2 separate regions of the Homo sapiens genome follow, and region 1 is linked to region 2. The links are chromatin loops, found by intact Hi-C in ENCODE. Cell type or tissue: OCI-LY7. All regions are shown on one strand.

Region 1 (2,500 bases), 150 kb after region 2:
TCTCATTTCTGTGAGGATTTTAACATGAGAGTCTGCTCATCACACGTGAACTCATCACAGAGAAAGGTTTAGGGATTATGGGGAAATGGAATCTTGATTTAAAAGGAAATTATTTTCTCTGAAGCCAGTATCCACACCTGATACCACACATGATTGACTGTGTTGCCCTGAGGTTTTCAAAGATCGAGGGATCCTGAGTCTCATCTCTGTGCATTTCCTTCTCTGTGACACCATCTTGGCCCTCACGGGCACAACTGAGCTCCCTGTGCAGAGGCTGAGGGGCCGTGGGCCTTGCTCTCGTGAGTGAACAGCCACACGCCCTCCTTGTACCTTGGTTTCCACACATGACCACGTGAGGGTTGGAGCGATGGTCGTGGTTGGACGTTTTAGCTCCAGCAACCAAGTAGGATGTGGGTGGCTTTCAGTGTCATTAAATGACACTGAAAGGTGCAGTGGCCGCACCTTGTGTGGAGGGCCACACGGCGTGTCCCGCCTGGCCTGGGCCCCCCGCAGTGGGCTGTTATCCCCCGTGGCCCTGAAGTGGGTATTCTGTTTCCCCGTGGAAACCTCTCACCTGGGGCCACCTGCAGTGGCCGCACCTTGTGTGGAGGGCCGCACAGTGTGTCCCGCCTGGCCTGGGCCACCCGCAGTGGGCTGTTATCCCCCGTGGCCCTGAAGTGGGTATTCTGTTTCCCCATGGAAACCTCTCACCTGGGGCCACCTGCAGTGGCCGCACCTTGTGTGGAGGGCCGCACAGTGTGTCCCGCCTGGCCTGGGCCCCCCGCAGTGGGCTGTTATCCCTGTGGCCCCCACAGAGCCATGGGGCAACTTGCTGAAACCCACCTGGGTGGCTGCCCCTTGCTATACCCACCTCCCCTGCCCTCTGTAGGGCCCCAGCCCATGCTGTTGTCCTGACATGCCTCTCCTGGGATTCCTGCCTCTGCCCTGCTGGTACTAGGCTGCTGGCCACACCCCACATCTCAGGTTCCTGAATACACCGGCCCTTCCTGGCTCTCAAGTCTGTGCCCTGCAGTGCCCCTGCCCCCAACTCGAGGACCTCCCAGCTCAGCCAGTTCCAACCCTGTCTGCAGGGACGGGGCTCAGCCTGTGCCTGGGTTGGGGACACCATCTAGTCAGAAATGTCCCCAGCAGAGAGCAGAACGTGAGTGGCGTGTGGAGGAGTGAGACGCCCCGTGGCTGTGCAGCCCTCTCCAGGTGTCAGTCAGCTGACACTCCTGCCTCTGAGCACCTGCTCTGCCGGAAATGGCAGAAATGTTGCCAGAGAAAGGGGCGGAGCGGGGGTGGGGAGCATTTCTGTCTTAAATTAAAACAAAACTTAACTGCTTCACACCTGCATTGGCTGCCGCGCCACCTGATTGCTCCTGCCTGAGTTTCTTTAATTATTTGTGTCTGCTGGTTTCTTCCCTGAAGCAGTCTTGAAATAGAAGCAGCAGCCTCAGCTACCTGGGCACCCTGACAGTCAGAGACACCGCACAGGGGCCTCTGCGACAGGCATGCAGGCAGACCCTGCAAGGTGAAGCCGCACAGATGCTCTGGGGCTGCTTAAATCTCAGCGTACGGGGGGTTTGCATCTGCTGACAGCAGGCCCGGGAACATTTCCAGTTCAGCCAAGGAGTCGGTGCAGCAGGTGGAGTACAGCTGCCCTGCGGGGCCTGGCTCCACCAGGGGCCAAGACCCTTCGTGGGGAGGAGCACAGCCTGAGGGCCTCAGGGTTTGTGCCCTCCGACACCTGAGATTCAGGGCTCCCAGAGGGGTGGGTGGGCGCCCCAGGACAACCAGGTGATGATGGGCGCTGTGAACTCTGAAAAGCCCCAGCATCAGAGACCTGCTGCTCTCTCATGTGAAGGGACTCCCCACCCCACGCTCACACTCGCAGACGCACTTGGTACTTTCATCTGAGTCTCACGCAGTAGCCCTTCTCTCCACAGCATCCCAGAACCCGAGGGTGCCCCTCACTACCACGGTCCCGGATCCACGTGGCTCAAGTGAGGCTGTGGCCGACAGCTGGGCTGTCCGATCCACTCTTGTCTGTGCCGAGGCGTGGGTCCCGGCCAGCGTCCCTCCCCAGAAGGTCTCCCTCAGGACTAGTCATGAGAATGGCCATCCCTAGGCCTGTGGAGTGACTCATGACTGTTCCTGGGCAGATGATCAGCCAGGCCTTCAGAGCTGAATTAAGAGGCTTGGTGTCATATTTGTCAGGAAACAGAAAGTACCTGCAGAAAGGAATGTGCCCTGTGGGGATGGGAGGACACCTTCCCAGGATCATCCCCGGGGCCAGAGTATCTGGACCCTCCCCAGGTGGCAGCTGGCCTGCCAGGCCCAGGGCTCAGCCTCCTCCATCACCTCGCTGAGGGGCTGGCTCCTACCACTCCCTCACATCCTGTGACATATCACAGGTACCACACACACATGCAGTGCGCGCACGGGTATCACAGATACACGCAGTGTGCACACGGATAGCACACGTAGTACGCATGGG
Region 2 (2,500 bases):
CGAGGTGCCACTCGGCCCCGACACGAGGCAGCGCCATGCCACCCCCCCAGCCCCCGAGGTGCCACTCGGCCCCGACACGAGGCAGCACCATGCTCAATGCAGTCAGCCTCGCAGGTGTCGAGAGAGGAAATTGCAAAGGAAAATGAGAATTCGATGCCTTTTCTGTAACTGTGCGAGACACACTGCCTGGGAGCGACGGGGACGGGGCAGGATGCCTGGGGACGGCTTTCCACACCCTAAGTGCTGCCATGCGTCCACCTGTTCAGTTTTCACAGATGTGCCGGAGACGGGGACTGCTATTGCCCCATTTACCGATGAGGAAGCCGTGGTGGGGTGTGGGGTGGCTAAGCCTCTGAGCTAGGTCCCCCCAACCCCTTGATCCCATCTCGCCGCCCCCAGGTGGGGTGGCCTTCCGGGCTGGGGACACTGGACCTACAGGAATTCCTTTCTATAAAGAAGAGGGAAGGAAGGAGCAGGCCGGGGACGGGGACGGCGTGCTGCCCTGCGTGGCTCCCGCGACCTGGCTTCTCCTGGGGGGTTAAAGATCAGCCACAGAGCACAGGGGTGAGGGTCAGGCGCACACTGCCTGGGGGCTCGTCGCGGCTCAGCCCTCACACTGCCCCTTCCTGTCCAGGGCACCGGGGAACTCAGGACGCCCCCTGCCCCGGAGCAGCGCGTCCAGCGGGGGTCGGCGTGAGCTGTGTGGAGGCGCCCACCCTCCCTTGCAGCCAGAGGTAGGAAGTAGAAGGGAAAGAGGAGAGGTCGCTCTGTGGCCTCCAGAATGTCACCATTTTCACACATGTTCAGTTTATAAACTTTTAAGCTTTCTGCATCCTTCTTTTCGCACCATGACTAAAGTGACTGAAATTCTGTGGGTTCGACGGGTCATGGGGCTGAGTTGGGACCATGTGACCACAGGGCTTTGATGAGGAACCCCCCATACCGCCCATGCTGGGGCCCACCTGGAGGAAATAGGCCCAGAGAGGCACGCCCTGGTGAGAGGCCGAATAAGGGTGGACCACAGGGGACTGCCAGGGGCCCTGGCCGCAGGACTGCCCGTCCCAGCTGTCTCTGGCCCTGGGGAGGGGCTCAGTAGGGAGGGGCGGGAAGCACCTGGCAGTTTCAGTTTCGCCAGGAAGCGGCTGCCTGCTGTCTCCCTTCCCACCCGCCGCCCGGAGAGCCCCCCAGGTGGGGACGGCCCCTTGCACTGCAGACGAGGAAGCCCCAGCTGAGGGGCCGCAGGACAAGCCTCACGGCTCCTGGCAGTGGGGACAGAGCCAGGCCCAGCCTCAGCTGCGTCTCAGGAGGACCTGGGGTGGGAGAAGCCCCTGGGGGCCGAGAGCAGATGAGGGCAGATCTGACTGGCATCTTCTGTCACCTGCTGGTGACCTTTTAGAACACGTGGTCCCAACCCTTGGTCTAGAATATGCTGCCGTGTTGGAGGGGCAGAAGCAGCTGAGACGGCTGTCCGTCCCCCGCCTGTCAGTCCGTCTGTCTGGGGCTGGGGGTGTCAGGACAACACCCACCACTGCAGGCCCCCTTGGGAATAAGCGGCAAGAAGCTTCGGGGTCCAGTTTGCACCGAGCCCCTCCAGCGGGGACGCCTCTTTCATTTCTGCACCCTGCGCCTGGCACGGAGGGGTGTGCGGTCAGCGGGTGGGGGCTGATTGGGTGACTTGCAGTGACAGGGTGGCGAGGCCCTGGACCTGAGTGCCATGTGACCCCCATGGACCATAACCCCTCTGAGCTCCAGGGTCTGCAGCGCTGCAGGCCTCACACAAATCGGGGGCCAGGAGCCTAAGATCTGCTCTCTAAATCTGGGAGCCCAGCCAGAGCAAGCCCTCAGCAGACCCAGCCCCAGTGTGCGGCCTGGTGCCCCCGTTTTGAGGAATCCCCCATCCTCTCGTGAGCAGTCGGCTGGGTCAGGCTGGCTCCACCGGCTCTGGGATTCGGCTGCAGCCTGGCCCGGATGCCGCCGGGGTCACCGCCATCTGGAGTGAGGGGCTGCAGCGGACACGGCTGGAGGGACGGTTGCAAGGTCCCCTCCCCCACTCTGTCCCCCTCAGGTCTGTGAAGTCGGGACTTTCTAGACACTCAAAACACACCTGGACTTGGGAGCTCAGGAGGAAGCTCCGGGAGCCCACAGGGTGGGGTGAATTCTCCAGTTCCTTCTCTACTGGGCTCCCTCCCGGCTGGTGCCTCCTGGCCTTGGCAGGGGTGGGAGGCCTGGTGTCTGCAGGGCCAGCTGCGGGGGTCGCAAGAGCGGGGCCCCTTGGGAAGGAGTGCCAGGAAGAGGGTCTTTCCTCACCAAATCCCACCCCAGCCTTCAGGAGGGGCTCGCCGCCACCCCGTTTTACAAACAGGAGACAGGCTGGGGTCAGCGTGGCCGGTGGACAGCAGTTTCCATTCCCACCATGGTCGGGTCCAGCCACTGCCCCTCACAGACCAGGGAGCCGAGGGAGAGGGGGGCGGGGCCGGCCTGACGACGCACAGACCTCAGC

What was found. A loop is a pair of places that touch in the nucleus more often than their neighbours do. Peaks named below come from ENCODE experiments on the same cell type or tissue, not always from the same donor. Only the 100,000 strongest peaks of a DNase experiment are listed, where the experiment ranks them.
Region 1: a loop joins it to region 2, with 6 times the contacts of the local background. A loop is called at or near these places in 2 of 110 quality-filtered maps.

Annotation. Positions count from the first base shown.
Region 1 is chr16:89,121,485-89,123,984 of GRCh38, forward strand. All of the region lies in intron 7 of ACSF3 (acyl-CoA synthetase family member 3), which reads left to right. Among named protein-coding and RNA genes, the nearest start is that of ACSF3, 29 kb to the left of the region's middle. In OCI-LY7, a CTCF peak has its summit at 1,170; a DNase peak (open chromatin) is centred at 1,277; H3K4me3 peaks cover 1,657 bases; H3K27ac peaks cover 2,500 bases.
Region 2 is chr16:88,967,175-88,969,674 of GRCh38, forward strand. The region is part of intron 1 of CBFA2T3 (CBFA2/RUNX1 partner transcriptional co-repressor 3); the gene reads right to left. Among named protein-coding and RNA genes, the nearest start is that of CBFA2T3, 8.8 kb to the right of the region's middle. RefSeq lists a silencer at 530-579 and enhancers at 810-869, 1,839-2,500. In OCI-LY7, CTCF peaks have their summits at 1,388 (motif pointing left) and 1,588; DNase peaks (open chromatin) are centred at 217, 1,227 and 1,947; H3K4me3 peaks cover 2,100 bases; H3K27ac peaks cover 2,500 bases.